3 separate regions of the Homo sapiens genome follow, and regions 1 and 2 are each linked to region 3. Evidence: chromatin loops called from intact Hi-C (ENCODE). Cell type or tissue: Caco-2. All regions are shown on one strand. Links, peaks and the distances in the headings refer to the core of each region. The heading gives the core; the rest is flanking DNA.

Evidence for each region. Hi-C counts contacts between places; a loop is a spot of excess contacts. Peaks named below come from ENCODE experiments on the same cell type or tissue, not always from the same donor. Only the 100,000 strongest peaks of a DNase experiment are listed, where the experiment ranks them.
Region 1: it touches region 3 in a loop (2.3-fold over the local background); 3 of 110 quality-filtered maps call a loop at or near these places.
Region 2: a loop joins it to region 3, with 2.6 times the contacts of the local background. A loop is called at or near these places in 3 of 110 quality-filtered maps.

Annotation. Positions count from the first base shown.
Region 1 is chr13:44,210,225-44,216,246 of GRCh38, reverse strand. No RefSeq gene overlaps it. Among named protein-coding and RNA genes, the nearest start is that of MIR8079, 17 kb to the right of the region's middle. In Caco-2, for the core only: no CTCF peak of the experiment used is centred there; a DNase peak (open chromatin) is centred at 3,026.
Region 2 is chr13:44,279,295-44,285,316 of GRCh38, reverse strand. No RefSeq gene overlaps it. Among named protein-coding and RNA genes, the nearest start is that of MIR8079, 86 kb to the right of the region's middle. In Caco-2, for the core only: no CTCF peak of the experiment used is centred there; DNase peaks (open chromatin) are centred at 1,496 and 3,526.
Region 3 is chr13:44,366,181-44,372,202 of GRCh38, reverse strand. It overlaps LOC105370297 (a long non-coding RNA gene), which reads left to right. Exons shown (of 2, transcript XR_001749858.3): 2 at 1-2,844. Among named protein-coding and RNA genes, the nearest start is that of SERP2, 4.6 kb to the left of the region's middle. In Caco-2, for the core only: no CTCF peak of the experiment used is centred there; DNase peaks (open chromatin) are centred at 3,062 and 3,812.

The sequences.
Region 1 (6,022 bases), core at 337-5,336, 160 kb after region 3:
ACTTCATACTGAAACCCCATCAGTTACTAAGTCCTGTTGATTTTACCTTCCAAGTAACCTCTCGAATGTATTGACTTTTCTCCCTTCCCTTCAGCATCATCCTAACTTGTCATGCACTGCCTGGATAGTGTTACCATATCCTAACCAGTCTCCTTGTTTCTAGTCTTGGCCTGCTCCAAACCGTTCTTCACTCTCCAGCCATAGCAATCTTCCCAAATCTGCTAATGTCCTTGTGTTGCTGAAAACCCTTCAATGCCTCCCCATTACATCGGCCAGATTGACTTTGTGGTTACAAGGCCCATCTAGATTTGGCCCTGATTACTTCTCCAGCTGCTTCTTTTACCCTTTCTTCCTTGTACTGCTAAGTATTCTGCAGACACACGTAGCTTCTTTCAGTTCCAGGTATCCAGGATGCTTAACTTTGTATTGGGATCTTTGCACATATTATTTCCAGAAACACTTTCACTCCTCCACACCCTTCTTTCCCCCCTTGCCTGACTTATTCAGTTTAAATGTTAACTTATTCAAGGAGACCTCCCCCAACTCCCCAGTGTGGGGTTAGCTGCCCTGTCATAAACCCTCTGAAGTGAATTGAGTGGTGATCCCCACCCCTCACCACCAAAGATACATCTACAACCTGATTCCCAGAACTTGGGAATGTTACCTTAGTTTAAAAAGGGCTGTTTGCAGACATAACGAAGTAAGGATCTTGACGGGAGATAATCCTGGATTATCCAGGTGGGCCCTTAATACAATGATGAGTGTCTTTATGAGAGGCATGCAGAGGAGAGACACAGAGAGAAGAGGGAAATGGCACGTGGAGAAGGAGACAAAGACTGGAGCTGTGCAAGCCCCAAACCAAGAAGCACCAGAAGCTGAGATTGGCAAGGAAGGATGCTTCCCTGGAGCCTTCAGAGGGGGCATGGCCCTGCTGACACCTTGATTTCGACTTGTCTCCTCCAGGATGGTGAGAGAACACATTTGTGTTGCTGTAAGCCACGCGGTGGGTGGTAATTTGTTAGAGCAGCCCTGGGAAATGCGTGCATCCTCCCCTTACTTCTTCTGCGACATCTCTGGTCACACTGCACTGAAGTGACCCCTTTACTTGTTTGCATCCCTAACTTCATCAGGCAGGGGCTTGCACATGCTATTACAATCATATGCCCCACACTGGCTCAGTACCTCCACAGATTAAGACATCAATAGTCATGCAATGTGTGAATGAAGCACTGTTGGCTGATATTAATACACAGGGCACACTTTGTGGACTTGAGCTGCTCTGAGAATGTGTGCAGGATTTGGGTAACACTGAGAAGGGGAGTGATTACTCCTAGAAACTGGATTTGTATGAATGAGGGCCTGGAGATGACCGTGTGACTAATATGTGAACTCACAGAGATCAGCCTGACTGCAGGATAAGCTTCCTGAGATAAAGCTGATGAGAACTATAGTGAACTCACGGGCTCTCTCTTGCAGGCCGGAACTTCCCTCACAGGTGTACTCAGCATTTTTGGTTGAAGCTAAAGAGTCACAATTTGCCATCACATCTGTTTTCTCCTGCATGGCTGGCCAGGCTCTGGGTTTCCAGAGCAGCCCACTGCAGTGTACAAATGTTATCACGTTCTTTGTCATTGTTCAGAAAAGATGGAAATACTACTAAGGTTAGAAGTCATCAAAGCTTCTTGAATTGAAACATGAACAGGACCAGCTATATTACTTGCCAGCCCCAGTGCAAAATAAAAATGCAGGCCTTTGTTCAGAAATCATTAGACATTTCAAAATGCAATAGCAAGGCATAAACCAGCTGAGGGGTCCTTCTAAGCAGGGGTCTTATGTAACTTCACACCCATGAGGCTGACTCTGGCCATGAAAGAAGGATTTGCTTGCAAATCAAAACCATAGTGTGATACCATCTTACTCCTGCAAGAATGGGCCATAATCAAAAAATAAAAAAATAATAGATGTTGGTGTGGATGCGGTGAACAGGGAACACTTCTACACTGCTGGGGGGAATGTAAACTAGTACAACCACTATGGAAAACAGTGTGGAGATTCCTTAAAGAACCAAAGGTAGAACTACCATTTGATCCAGCAATCCTCACTACTGAGTGTTTACCCAGAGGAAAAGAAGTCATTCATTATACAAAAAAGATACTTGCACATGCATGTTTATAGCAGCACAATTCACAATTGCAAAAATGTAGAAGCAAACTGTATACCCATCAATCAACGAGTGGCTAAAGAAACTGTGGCACATATATATATATATGTATATGATGGAATACTACTCAGCCATAAAAAGGAATGAATTAATGGTATTTGCAGCAACCTGGATGGGATTGGAAACTATTATTCTAAGTGAAGTAACTCAAGAATGGAAAACCAAGCATCATATGTTCTCACTCATAAGTGGGAGCTAAACTATGAGGATGCAAAGGCATAAGAATAACACAATAGAGTTTGGGGACTCAGGGGAAAAGGGCGGGAAGGGAGTGAGGGATAAAAGATTACAATTCGGGTTCAGTGTATACTGTTTGGGTGTTGGATGCACCCAAATCTCACAAATCATCACTGAAGAACTTACTCATGTAACCAGATACCACTTGTCCCCCTAAAACTTACAGAAATAAAAAAAATAAGAAAAGAAAGATTTGCTGAAGATGAATATGAAGGTTTTGAATGGGTGGGGGTATGTTAGGGGGTCAGGTGGAAGGCTACTGCAATAATCCAGGAAGGCAGAGGTGAGGAGTCTCTTGGCTAAGATAGCTTTTTGGGAGATCAAAGGGAGGAAAAAGACGAACCTAAGGGATGATACATGCTCAGAGCCGGGGGGATGCTTCTGGGTCTTTCCAGGCTTAGAGCAGAGGGAGGCATCAGGAGGGCCCCCCGAGGAATCCAGGAGACTATTCGTGTGTTACTGACATCGTACTGGGAGTTGCATCAGGCAGGAATGACTAGAATTCAGCAGAGATGAGAGTTACTGCAGGCATTTTACTCCACAAAGGAATCACGTACAGATACCAGATTGTTGCCTAACAACTTTATGGCTTTAGAGAGGAATATGGATGTAAAAGGCAGTGGGAGAGAAGTCAAATCCTCAGATGCTCCCAGGGGCCCGGTGGTTGCCTGAATGTGTGAGGATGAGGAGCAGGTGGACTGTGACACAATCCTGGCTGTCCAAAAGTGACAGCCACTGGACAGCTCCAGCCTGTCATGGTTACATGAGAACACAGGGGCAGGGTATCCAGAGCTTCAGATTTTTAAAGCGAAGCCAAAGATTAAGAACTATGAAACCTCTCCCAATTTTTAACTGTTGGCAAGTAAGTTAGATTTTTTAAAATAAATACAGTAAGCCACAGCAAACATATCCGTAAGCCAGATCTGGCTCGTGGGACTCAGGTTACAATCTTGGTACAGGATTCTGTGAATAGAGCTGGGGCCGAGTTCCAATCCTGCCTCCACCTCTTAACTAGCTGTAGTCCTCAGGCAGAGGCTTTCTAAGCCTCATTTTTCTGTAGAATGGGAATAATTGCAGTATCTACCTCTCAGGGTAGTGGTGAGGGTTCAATGGCATCTTCTAGGTAAAGCACTGAAGCCAACATCTTCATACAGAAGTTAAATAAATGTTGGCTGTCACTGTTCTTACCCATTTACTGCATGCCCAGTTCCTCACGTGTGCACTTTATATATTCCACTTTATTTTATGCTCACAGTCGCCCTGTCCCAAAGGCTTTATTATAGAATACCTATTTCCCAGAGGTGGGTTAGAAATGAGGGGTATAGACAATAACCTCACTTGCTTCATATCATTCTCTATGTGTGAGCAAGAATTCAAATCTTGTTATTTCTGTCTCCGAAGGTGTTGCTTTCTAAACAGTATCTCTTACCCTGTATTGCCTCTAGTATTTCCTACTGGAGGTTTCTAGAAAGAATGTTCTAACAAATGGTATTTTTCAAAGAAAATTTTAATAACAAAGCAAACTCCAAAAAGAAAAAAAGGGCTCCTCCCCGCCCCACATACTGAAGTGTGCATGCACACGTGCGCGCACACACCCAGCCACCCACATACACACATATGCACGCGTACACACATGCGTGCTCAAAGCAAGCATAAGAAAAGCTGCCAGTACATTTTCCCCTATCTGATGGACTGTTAAATAACACTGTTTCGGGGAATACATTATCCTTTGTGTTTTCCCAATCCCACGGGACAATTATTGCATTTTTATTCCGCCTCAAAGGTGAAGGAGTTGACAGTATAATGAATAAGGGACCTTCGTACAGGCCCTGAGGCGACAGATTAACAGGTAGGACCCTAATGCCTTTATTGAGCAGACAAACTCCCTTGGGTCCACTCAAGAGTGGTGACAGGTGTCAGAGCCAGGCGTGGGGCCTTAGGGCCTCTGTGTCCTGAAAGGCAATTAGATATTTGCTCAGTGGCCTACACTTCATGTATATGCTCTAGTCGTGCAAACTGATCATTCCATCTCCCTCTTTTACTCAGGGGCTTTAGACTCTAGAGCCCTCTGCCCAGGATCTTCCCGCAATCAACATTTCTTTTCTTAACAAAAAAAGAAAAGACTTGCATTATTAGTAAGTCTGAAACTAGCAGGAATTTTAACTTGTTCCTGAAACAAATTCTAGGGCATTCGAATTGAGAGTGGAATTAGGGTAGGGGTGGGGGGAGATCCCAGCTGGGCAAGCCAGAATGATGAAATTCATGGCAAACAGCTTTGTTTGATTCTTTTGACTATGGCCAAGCCAGTAGGGCTGAGAGCATGATGTTCTCAGTAACAGCCTTGACAATAACATGATTTGTTTCTCTTCCAAAGCCGAAAATGGCATCTCTGCCTGCAAAGGGGAGCTTTCTTCTGAACCTGTGGGATGAGAGGGCTGCTTTCGTCCTACAGAGTAGGAAACGAAGGCATTAGGCAGAGCAGACTGGAATTGAAATGTCATCCGGCAATAACACTTGCCTAAACAATACATGTTTTATTTTATTTTATTTTGGACTCTTTTCATGGGTAGGATTTCAGACTAAGATGTTCCTTCCCCTTTCCTAACCACCAGATTGAAACTGAATATTACCTTGGTCCAGGGAGCACAATACCTGTGTTATTTCTGTGTGGTTTTCTTTTCTTTACCTTTTCTGGATTCTTTCAGGGAACTGGGAGGATGTAAAGTAAGCCTCAGTGCATTCTCAACAGTGAAAACTGAAAGCTTGTAGGCATTTATGCCACTAAGAAAAATAATTGGTGCAGTTAGCTAGCAGTTTATAATAATCGCAAGTGATTGCAAATCTCCTGTTCTGCAAACATTTCTACAGACAGAAGCAAGTGACAGTTCCTTTACTTTCTTCATCAGTGGAAAGCATAGATTAACCTCAACTCTGGCCAAAGTGATGCTCTAGTGCTGCAGGGAAAAAAACAAGTCAACAAAACATGTGATCCCTGCCCCTACTGAACTTCTAGTATAGTGCAAGAACAAGGTGCACACAGTAGCATGCATGCACACACAGATGGTAGAGGCAAGTCTCCAAATACGTGCATTGCACAAGTTTATTTCTAAGTCAATGGTTTGAACTCACATTGCATCTGCCAATATAAATTGTACTATAAGGGTTAAGTAGGTTCTTAGGCCGGCAAACCACAGCCAATCTGCTTCTTCAAACAAGTGTAGGATTTGTCCACCTTTTATAACTTTGTCTCTGTGGACAAAGGTATTGATTGATTCCCATGGTGTTCATAGCAAAATCCAGAGCCACCAAGTCACCGTCCTGCAGGAGGGAGTGTCTCCCCCTTGTTTCTTTTGCATGAATTCTGTTTTCTTAAGGGTTTCAGTGGGAATGAGAAGATGATACTTGGCCATTGGTGGGAGTATTGAGCAGTAGGTGGCTTAGGTGGGAATGGGAAATCAGGGAGGCATTCAGGGAGTGGCTCATCTTTAGGAAGAAATTTAAATCTTAGCCATGGCACTTATTAGTTATGGGGCCTCAGGTAACACCTTCTTGGTGAGACTTTTT
Region 2 (6,022 bases), core at 712-5,711, 87 kb after region 3:
GAGATAAAAGAGAAGGATGAATCAGGTTGCAGCTTGGCTGAATGGGGCAGCTGAGATAGGGAATATGAGAGAGAGAGCAGAATTTTGAGGATGTGGGGAAAGTTTATGAGTTCAGCTTTGTTTGGATGAATATGAAGTACCTGGAGGGCGGAAAGAGGACTTATTCATATCCTTCGCCCACTTTTTGATGGGGTTGTTGGGTTTTTTCTTGTAAATTTGTTTAAGTTCCTTGTAGTGATAGACTGGATAAAGAAAATGTGGCACATATACACCATGGAATACTATGCAGCCATAAAAAAGAATGAGTTCATGTCCTTTGCAGGGACATGGATGAAGCTGGAAACCATAATTCTCAGCAAACTAACAAAGGAACAGAAAACAAAACACCACATGTTCTCACTCATAAGTGGGAGATGAACAATGAGAACCCGTGGACACAGGGAGAGGAACATCACACACTGGGGCCTGTTGGGGAGTTGGGGGCAAGGGGAGGGAGAGCATTAGGACAAATACCTAATGCACGCAGGGCTTAAAACCTAGATGATGGGTTGATGGGTGCAGCAAACCACCATATCACATGTATACCTATGTAACAAACCTGCACATTCTGCACATGTATCCCAGAACTTGAAGTAAAATAAAAAAAAAAAAAGAGGACTTGTTCAGCAGGGAGTTGGATATCTAACCTGAAGTTGCTAAGAGAAGCAGGAGTGACCGTGAGCATCATCAGCATATGGGTGACAACAGAACTGAGACAGGGGCTGGAGTCACTTACTCATGAAGGGCAAAACAGGAGACAGAAAGAAGAATAACAATCCTCCCTCCCTTGAGGGAATATATACTCTATGCAGGAGAGAGATATGTACCCAAATAACTGTAATAAAGGAACCATACAATAATCTCTATAATTATAGCAACTGCATTTTTCTGGTCAAATATTGGATCATGTGGTCTCACCAAGGTTTGGTCACAGACAAAATTGTTGAAGGAGAATTGTATCAGAAATCCATTTGGCTGAGTTCTAATAGAGGTACAAGTAAAGTGTTTTTAAAGCAATGAATAAGAAGAAATTTGTGGAGAGAGAGGAATTTGAGTTGATTCCTGAAAGTGGGCTTAGAAAGCTTCAACTCTACCTGTACTTAATACTATCTTTGTTGTATATTGTGTCAACCTGCAGCCAAGAATAGGGTTGGCACTGGTGAAAAAATTGTGAGTCCTGCAATAATCTCACCCTGGCTAAAGGATTTTAGAGGGGATGTGTCTTGGGGCCCCAGGTCCTCTTTTGGACTTCTGAGACCTAGTAATTTGTACTAGTGTCATCTTTTCCTACCCTGTGTCAACCAATGGGCATATACCTAAATGTATACGATGAATGAACTCCAGTGTTTACAAGTGTAATGGGGTCTCAGTTATATCTAAACTGGAATTCAGAGTATGTTTATCTGCAAGTAAATGAGCTATTGACTAGCTAGCTTCCCCGTCCCCCTCACATCTGTTTCTTGAATTGTTCTGCATGAGTTTTTTTCTTTCCTGAAGGGTGGTGGAGGTAGTTTAGTGAGTAGGGATCTTGGAGAGTCATGAGAGAAATAGGAATGGTAAGAATTCCAACAGTGTATATCTCCTCTGCTTTGTGTTGTGAATCTCAACTTTTTATTTGGAAAAATTTGAAATCTTCAAAAGGTTGCAAGAATAGTGCATTGAATACCCTTCACCTGGATTCACCAATATTAACACTTCGTAGTATTTGCTTCCTTTTCCTCCATGTACACATGTGTACATAGGCGTTTATTTCTTGCTGAACCACTTGAGAGTTAGTTGCAAGCATCATGAGCCTTTATCCCAAAATACTTCATCATTTCTATCCTAGCAAAAGGGGCATTATTCTATGTAACTACAATATAATTTTTACATTCAAAGTTGAGTGTTTATACAACAATATTATCTAATATGCATCCTATTCAAATTTCCTCAATGTTCCCACTAATATCTTTTATGGCATTTAAGAAAATTTTAGGATCTAATGCGGGACCATTCACTGTATTTAGTTGTCATTTCTCTGGTGTCATCCTTTGCAGGGACATGGATGAAGCTGGAAACTATCATTCTCAGCAAACTAACAAAGGAACAGAAAACCAAACACCGCATGTTCTCACTCATAAGTGGGAGATGAACAATGAGAACACATGGACGCAGGGAGGGGAACATTACACACTGGGGCCTGTTGGGGAGTGGGGAGTTTTGGGGAGTCCCCTTTAGTCTAGAGAACAATCCTCAGATTTGTTGTGGTCTTTCTATAACATTAAGATTTTTGAAGAGTCTGGGACAGTTATTTCACAAATCCTCAGTTTGGATTTTTCTGGTTGTTTCCTTGGGGTTAGATTCAGATTAGACATTGGGTGAGACTAGATTTTGAGCCTTCAGAGTGAGGGTTCAAGGCAGAACTGGAAGAGCTGCGGAATGGGGACCCTGCCCTGGACAGGGGAGCCTCTGTGGACAGCACATCTCAGCCTGGCTCCGGCATGTGAAGGACTATGTGGGGTCAGTGTGCTGTGCCAATTCCAGGGCATTGCAGTGGAGAGATGATCAGGTCAGCGGCACAGAGAAGACTTGGAGACAGAGGCCTGGAGCAGCTGTCAGGGACTCATAGGAACCCGGCAAGAGGCACAGAAGAGTGGTGGGGGCTTGGCCAGAGCAGCAATATCCTCAAAGGGGATGTGCCTGTGGATGTGTAGGGCTCGTCTATGGGTTCCAGAAATACTTGGGAGGGACTTGCTGGGTAGGAATGGAAAGGTTCCTTCAGTTATCCCTGTAGGTGCCACAGAGCCAAGGAAATCTCACCTGTCACCACCCATGTGTATGTGTGTGTTTTGGGGCAGACATGAGGGTGCTGGTATTCTCTAAGATGAAGGTTCCTGTATTGTTGATAATCTTTGCCTGATTAAACCCTGACAGTGGGGTAGAATTCCAATAGTTAGATGAATATCAGGGCTTACGATCTGGAGAGGAGGAGAAGGTACTGCTTAGCAGGTGGGAAATGAATGAATAATTGAAAGAAAATACTGATTTTTCTTTCCTTGATTGAAGTAGAAGCCATTGGGGTGGAAGGAGGGGAAGATGAAAATGGGCAGTTTGGAATTCTCTCAAACTGGAAGAGAGGAATTGAAAAGCTACTATAGTCAGGGATCTTATGTAAACTTACTTTTTGAATTTTTATCATTAGAGGTCCATGATAAAACAGAAAAGGCAAGCACTTGTATTTCCTTCTAAAGGAGAGAGTTCTTGTTTCTGAAATTTCCGTTGGTCATTTTGAGTAGTATGTGGGAGTGTGTGCCCGCTTCTCTCCTGACTTTGCCCACTAACACTGTGAGCACTCATTGCTTCCCAGGAATGGAAGGAAGTTTCTCAAAGTGCTACTCTCTTTGGAACAAAGAGGGGATTTCTACTGTTTTGTGGGACTGGTCGCCTTCAGGAGCACTCAGTGAGGCAGATCCAGGCTTGGCATCTGGATTGCAGAGCCTTTTGATCTTGAGGCAGCGCTTTGATCCTGGACTTGATTCAGGCCAGGAGGAATGTCACTGGTGGTTTGGTTTAATCATTTGCTCATGCCAAAGACCAAATCCTACCTTGCAGGCATGACATAGTGAACAGAATGTTTCAAAGCAGAAACTTATTTTTATTCATTTTTTAAAAAAATAAAACAATGATGCCTCCCACTTGTAGGACATTTTACCATTTACAAAAAACATGCTCACAACTCATGTTTGGCCTTCACATTCACCTCATAAGGTAGGTAAAAGAGGAGGCCAGCCACCCTGGGATCCAGGATCCCCATCAGGGCTCTCAGTCCAGTGTCCCTTCCTCTGCTCCCCGGCTTCTCCTTGCAGCACATGGGCACTCCCTAAGATGCTTGCTATGAGAGCTGACTTTCGCCCGTCTGCCTCCTTTGAGTTCTTCATCTGCCCAGGACCAGCTCTGCATGCAGGGAAGAGCTGTTGGCTCTTGGGAAAACCTGGGTCTCCCGGGGCCGCTAGGGACCCAGAGAGAAGACCCCCCTGCGGTTTCCCCTTCTTGTGAAAACACAAGTTCTTGTGTGGTTTGGGAGAGATTCACCCTCTCTTTTCATGAAACCACCTGGGAGGAAGAAATATGCCCCAGGAGAGTTTATTTTCTTTGACTGATAGAAAATAGAGTCGTGTTAAGGGAGCTTTTGCATGGCCCTGAGTCTCGGAGGATGGGTTTCAGGTCAGCAGGCTGCTAGATTTCTGTGGGGCATGTGTGTGTGTGTGTGTGCATGTTGGGGTGTGTGTGTGTGCATGTTGGTGTGTGTGCACCTGCTATTAGGTGGCAGTACTCTGCATGAGCCTCCATAAAAGGTATAGCACACGTCAGTGCGTCACTCACAGTAAAGGTACCACAAGGGAATGACAGCTAATTTTGGGGTGCCTTCCTCACTTGTAAGAGAGGCAGCTTCCACGGCAGCATTTTTGAGATCCCTGGAAGGGGAGCTGGTAAGGGAAGGTGCTTCCAGTAGCTTCATGGCAGTCTCCTCCTGAGAGCACAACAGGATGGTTCACACTGAGGTGAAACCCTGACTTGGTGGCTAAGAATGATCCTATAGAACCCGCCCCACTTAGTTTTCCTCTGCTGGGAAGTAGAATCAAACATTGTTGTCTAAGTCATGTTACACATTCCTGCGGGATGTGCTGGAGTCCAGCCCGTTACAGTTCATCACCCATGCAGCTTTGCGCCCATGTCTGTAGTCAGAGGGCATATAAAGTTATACACTGGAGAAAAAAGCACCAGATCCTAAAGGCACATCTTTCCAGGCTTAAATGGAGATGGGAAATCTGGAAAATGCAGGTGTTAATATGGTAGAACCAAAAGAACCAGCCAATTCAGTGAAAAACAAAATAAGGTACATTCATGTTCATAGCAGCTTTATACACAATAACCAAAAGGTAGAAGCAGCCCACATGTTCATCAATCAATGAATGGATAAGCAAAATAAGTTGTATACATACAACGTAATATTATTCAGTTTTCAAAAAGAAGGAAGTCTGACATGCTATTATTTGGATTAACCATGAGGACACTATGCTAAAGGAAATAAGCCAGTCATAAAAGGACAAATACCACATGATTTCACGTATATGAGGCACCTAGAGTAGTCAAATTCATCGAGACAAAAATAAGTATGGTGGTTGCCACGATGGAGGGGGAAATGAAGAGTGAAAAATGATTAAGATGGTCAATTTTATGTTATGTGTATTTTACCACTATTAAAAAACAAAAACACAAAATAAGGCAAAACAAGCCCTTGGTAAAACAATTCACGGATTGACAGAGCTTTGTTAACTGGTAGCTTGGACTTCCTGGAGACACAGCCACACATGGCCAGCCAGAGCGGGATCAGGTGAGGGGGTTTCAAGCCAGGAAGATCAGTTGCCCTGGGGAGGGCTTATTGAGGAGGGAGTTGGGTCTTCTTCTGACCTTCGCCTTCCTGGGAATTCTTCCCTCCATCTATGACTTACAGAGGACAACCCGTTGTGAAAGTATCTATCTCTGTGTTTTAAATACTGGCATTGTCCTGGGGTGAGTTTTTCTTTCCTTTGGCACAAACGTTGATTAAACTGGTTAAAGAGATAGGGGAATGCTCTCAGGGGTGATGGCTGGTCTAACAGCATGTTTCTCAAACTGGGATCCACAGAATCTCGATGCAAATTTTATAATCTTATTTTAGCTTAACCTTATAAATATGACTTAAAATTATATATTTAATGCAATAATTGAAGCAACGGGGTGACCAAGTTATCGCTAGTATGCAGGTACAATTTCAGTGCTCACATGTATGGTTGTATTCCCTCCAATGAAGGGCAAGTGACATCTTGAAGCTTGGCATGAATGGAGGGAGGTGTAGCACCAAATTAAACTGAGGAAAGTGGTGGGAGAATTGAGTCATCCCACAGCACGGGGTAGCATAGGCATGCCACACTCAAAAATGCCAACATCTTAACAATGTCAG
Region 3 (6,022 bases), core at 320-5,319:
CCAAATACCAGGAGACTGACCCAGGTCCTCACCAGGTGAGTAGAGGTCTGGCTCTGAGCGACATTAAGGAAAAGACACAGACAGAGACTGTTTTCTCTTTGGGTCTTCACATTCAGTGAGTACAGTTCAGAAGTGTTCTTAACTGAGAGAAGCCCCTTTTGGGGAAAATTTTTCTTTACTGTTGACTCCTTTTTCCTGCTATGCTTCACTTTTCCGGCATTTTAAATTAGTTTGTTTTAATTATGAGTAGACTACATCTACACAGTAAATAGTCAAACAGAAATAGGATAGAAAATGAAAAGTAAAGGTCTCTCTTTCCTTGCCACCCTCCCCAAAAAGTTCCCACGGTTCCTGGGTTGCCCTTCCAGTATATACAAGACTATTTGTATATTCCCTTCTAAAAAAAAACGGAATAGTAGTATGCAAACTGTTCTGCCACGTGCTCTTCTAACTTAATATATCAACATTATCATATCACTTATATATGACCTCTTTCTTGTAGTTGTGTTATGTCTCATAGTATGATTATACAGTAATATATTGAACTGATGTAACCATGGATGATTATTTCCAGTTTTTCTTTTTTTGTGGTTGCCAACAATGCTTCAGTGAATATCCCTGTACATAGATCAGTGTGTACTTGTGCAGGTATATCTGCGTGTGATATTGTGAAATATATATTTGATTGTAGTCCCTGTTTCCTGACCTAAAACTCTTAAATTCCTTGGACTCTCCAGAGTGATGAAAATATCTTACCTTTTGTATGCTAATGAGATGGTTGGTGACTTGGAGACCCTAGATAGCTTCAGGATGGGGACTGGTCACCAGAAAGATCAAGGCAGGATTAGAGGGTTGGGACTTTTAGTCCCACCCTGTCCCCCCAGACCTCCACAGAGAGGAGAGGGGCTGAAAGTTAAGTTGATCACCAGTGACCAATGATGTAATCAATCAGACATATGCAATGAAGCCTGTATAAAAGCCCAAAGGATAGGGTTTGTTGAGTTCTGGAGAGCAGAACATCAGGTTCCTAGAGGGTGGCGTGCTCAGAGAGGATATGGAAGCGCCACAGCCCTTCCCACATTTCTTGCCCTGTGCATCTCTTCCATCTCACTGTTCATCTATATGCTTTGTAATATCCTTCCTCATAAATGAGCAAACAGAAGTAAAGTGTTTCACTGAGTTCTGTGATCCACTCTAGCAGATTAGTCCAAACAAGGAGTGGGTTGGGGGAACTCCAGTTTATAGCTGGGCAGGCAGAGGTACAGGAGACAACCTACTACCTGGGATTGGCATCTGAAATGGGGGGCGGTCTCATAGGATCAAACCCTGAGCCCCTGCTATTTCCAGGTACATAGTGCCAGAATTGAATTGAATTAAAGGACACCCAGCCGGTGTCTGTTGCAGAATTGCTTGGTATGAGGGGAAACATCCCCCACACATCTAGTGTTAAAAGTGTGCTGGCTGTGTGAGAGTGGGAGACAACACTTTGGTTTCTCCTATATCACAACACTGGAATTAGATTCCTGGAAGTGAAATTGCTGCAACTTTTTATGTCCTTGGTTGGATGAAGAAACCTCGTGCTGTGACCTCCACTTTACCTGCTCACACCCCTGCTTTTGTCCTCTGCAGTCAGGCCAGCTCCTCTGCAGGTCTCAGTCCTGTTTATTGCCTTGAGGATCACCATCATGGACCAAGCAGTTTCCCAGCATGGATCCTGGCCCTTCTTATACTCAGCCTCCAGACCCTTATGTGGGGAGCTGGGGCTAAAGTCTATAAGCTGTGTTCCTGGAGTTCCAGAGTCACTACTAGACTACGAAGGAGCAAAGCATGGAGTCGTCTTGCTCTTTCGAGGACTTAGGAGGGGAAAATGGAAACTTGATTAAGGAGAACTTCTCCTGGGTTCATCTATGGTGGCAGCATGGAGTTTTGTAATATACCACTAGCATGCAGTGCTCAACCACAACTTTTAAAATTGTTATGGGCAAAGTGCCAGGAAACTGCTAACTGGTTAAAATTTAATTTTGGCTGGTAAAATTTTCAGCCTTTATTTTTATTTTTGAGACAGAGTCTCACTCTGTCGCCCAGGTAGGGGTGCAGTGGCGCAATCTTGGCTCACTGCAACCTCTGCCTCCCGGGTTCAAGTGATCCTCCTGCCTTAGCCTCCTGAGTAGCTGGGATTACAGGCATGCACCACCACGCCTGGCTTTTTATATTTTTAGCAGAGACGGGGTTTCACCATATTGGCCAGGGTGGTCTTGAATTCCTGTCCTCAAGTGATCTGCCCACCTCAGCCTCCCAAAATGCAGGGATTACAGGTGTGAGCCACCATGCCCAGCCAATTTTCAGCCTTTAGAGCAAGAAATCCTAACAAGCCTATGCCCATTAATCATAAATCTGCCCCACTTAGGGCACTGGATGTGTGGCTGTACAGACTGAGTTTTACCCATCTTTATAAATGATGCTACACTACTAAACTGTGATGCATTGGACATCTCTCATTTTTCTGTGGCTGACCAGCATGCAAACATTCTTTATATTTGGGGCACTCCATCACTGTGAGAGTCTTAGGACCTTCTTTCCCACCGTGGAGCATAAGGGGGCCACATACTTGGTCTCCCAACCCCTCACAGCTAGGGTGGCGTGTGATCTGGCCAATGAGATTCTCCTTTTGGGAACTGTGAATCTTGATCAAGTGGTGCAAAGACAGAGACACGTTAAAATTCATCTTGGTGGTCGAGTTTCTAGAGACTGGTAGTACCTAGCAATCATGGTGGAACCAGTGACAGTATCCTTTTTATTCCGTGGTACCTGAAATCCTTACAATAAATTCTTCCGCTTCAATCAGCCAGAGTGAGTTTGTCTTATTTACAACCAAGAACCCTGACTCATGTACATGAAAACAAACAAAAAACCAGAATGTCTTCCTTTGTCATTTCCCCTTCCAGATCTGGAGTGACTGTCATGTCACTTGAAGCTTTCACACATTGTTAGCTAGTGGTCTCTCTTCACCTTATCTCACTAAGGGGAACTGAGTATAGAGGCCTTGACGACAGGTGCTGTGGGTGGCTGGTCTCAATTATGGATGGGAGTGGTTGACAGGCACACCCTGTGTAAATAAAACCAGCAGATAACCGACACTTCAAATGAATACTTTCTTCTTTTTCCAAACCATTTTCAGTACGGCTAGAAAAGAGGAAAATTTGGCAAATCTCAGGTCATCTCCTTTTATACATGTTACTTACATTCTGGTGGAAATGTTCATGAAGTTGTCTCAATAGTGGGCAGAGAAAATCAAGAAAGCTGATAGCAAATGTTATCTGCCACATGCATTGGAGTCAACTCAATGCACTAGATTATGATTTTATGGAATCATGTTATGTTGTAACTGGAAGGAAACCCAGACAGTCATTTATTCATTCGTTTAGTGTTTATTGAGTGTCTGCTATATACCAGACACTATTTTAGACACTGAGAATTCAATGGTTGCTAGAAGAATGTCTGCTTTAGAGAGCTCTAAGTTTTGTGGAGAGGACAAGTAAATGTCGTGAGATTGTCCAAATTTCACAAATGAGTAAAAGCCTCAGAATTGCAAAGGGAATTGTAGCAGACCTGAAAGCAGAATTGTGGCCTCCTGACTTCTCATTTTTCCCAAAAGTAGCTTTACTAGCTAAACTTGAATGGGAGCCAGGGTAACAGGGCACCCTCATGGCTGAGCTTTGGAGCAGCTTATACATGCACGGAAAATAAATCTCCTCTCTCTCTGTCTCTTTCTCTTTCTCCCTCACCCCGCCCCGCCACCCCCCCTCAACCCCCCACGCTGCAGAACAAAGATAAACTATTTCAGACCTCAAAGGCTTGAACTTTGGTCCACAAGTGGTGGCACAAGACAGACTTTATCCATTATGATAGCTATGTAATTCCTTGACCCTGGAGGTGATCAGATTAAGCTTTAAAATGCAAGATGTGATCAACCATCTTAAGTCTGTAATTGCCTGGCCACATCTGTTATTAATAGCAGTAAAACCGTCATATCCCGAAGGAAAAAAAAACACACCCTGCTACAGTACTTTCCCTAATGACCTCCCATGGCAATTCACTCACAACTGAAGAAAGGAGAGATGCTTCCACATGTTTGAGCCCAAGCTGTAGCCATGTGTCTGCTATAATTTCATCAGTTATTTCAGGATAAAGCCACTTTGTTTCTGTTCAATCAGGTGCATGTTTTTAATAGCTGGAAGAGTTTCCTGGTAGGGCAGGAATAACATCGGTAATCATATCTAGCATTTCCTAAACACCTACTGAGGGCCAGACACTTCACCTGCACTTTCTCACTCCTTACCACAGCCTTATAAATGTACATGCATCCTGAAAACAGACACATCTTCCTGACTCTTCCACTTGTTAGTTTGATGATACAGGTTTTCTTCCTGTCCAGGTGTGGTGGCTCACCTGTAACCCCAGTGATTTGGGAGGCTGAAGCAGGAGGATCTTTGAGGCCAGAGTTCGAGAGCAGCCTGCACAATATAATGAGACCCTGTCTGTACACAAAAAATTAGCCAGGCATGGTGGTACATGCCTCTAGTCCCAGCTACTTGGGAAGAGGGGGGTGGGAGGGAGGCTGAGGTGAGAGGATCACTTGAATCTAGGAGTTTCAAGCTGCAGCGAGCTATGATTGCACCATTGCACTCCAGCCTGGGTAATACAGCAAGACTTTCTCTCCAAAGATAAAAATAAAAAGTCTCTTTTCTCATCTATAAAATGGGGATGATAGCAAAACTAATCAGGGTTGTTTTGAGATTGGATAAAATAATCCATATTAAAAGCACTAAGCACACAGCCTGGACCCATGCTAGTTACTTAATAAATATCAGCGACCACTATTAGGGTCATTTCCATTTTACCATTGAGAAAACAGGTTTACAGAAGTTACAGAGCTTGCCCAAGGAAGGTCCAAACAAATGAGCCATAGTCCCTGCCCTCAAGTAGTTTGGAGTCCATTTGAGGCACTCAAACATACTGGGTGTTGTAGGCACAGATGAGCACCAGGAGCCACTGAAGTGGCAGACAGGACATGGGGACAAAGGTTTTCAGGTCATTTTTATCTTGTTAATTATTCTAAAATTCTGGGGAAAAAAAAAATTCAAGCATTACCATACCAAAGGAATATAGAGAAAAGTAGATTCTCGTTATCCCTGACACTAAATTCAAAGCAACCTCTGTTACTACTTCTGCAGGTGTCTATGTATATTCAAGCATGCATGCATAATGTATTTGTGATGTATGTGCATATATTATATGCTCGTTTGTGTATCATATATTTTTAAAAACTTTTATTTTTTAAAAGCTCATTTGTGTATATTTTAAAAAATTCTTTTAATCCCTTTAAGAATCTCAATGGTATCATGTTATTCATTATAACCTGCACCATATTTTTGCTTTTTTTTCAATTAATAATAGTTCAGAAAGATTGATCCAGGGCGGGCACGGTGGCTCATGCCTGTAATCCCAGCACTTTGAGAGGCCAAGGCAGACAGTTCATGAGGTCAGGAGTTCGAGACCAGCCTGTCCAACATGGTGAAACCCCATCTCTACTAAAAATACAAAAATTAGCCGGGTGTGGTGGAGAGCGCCTGTAGTCCCAGCTACTCAGGAGGCTGAGGCAGGGGAATTGCTTGAACCTGGGAGGTGGAGGTTGCAGTAAGCCGAGATTGCGCCACTGCACTCCAGCCTGGGCTACAGAGCAAGACTCCGTCTCGGAAAAAACAAAAAAGATGATCCATATCATTACATTTATATCTATTTCATTCTTTAAAAATGACCACATGGTGTTGCATTGTGTGATGATACTGTAATTGATTCAACCAGTTCCCTATGGATGAATATTTGGATTGTTGTAGTTTTTTGCTGCTATAAATTGACAGATAGCCTTGTATATGTGTTTTTGCAAACACACATGTGTATGGAAAGTCCTACTGGAGGACTTCTTAGAAGTGTAATTCACTGGGTCAAAAGTTATGTGCAT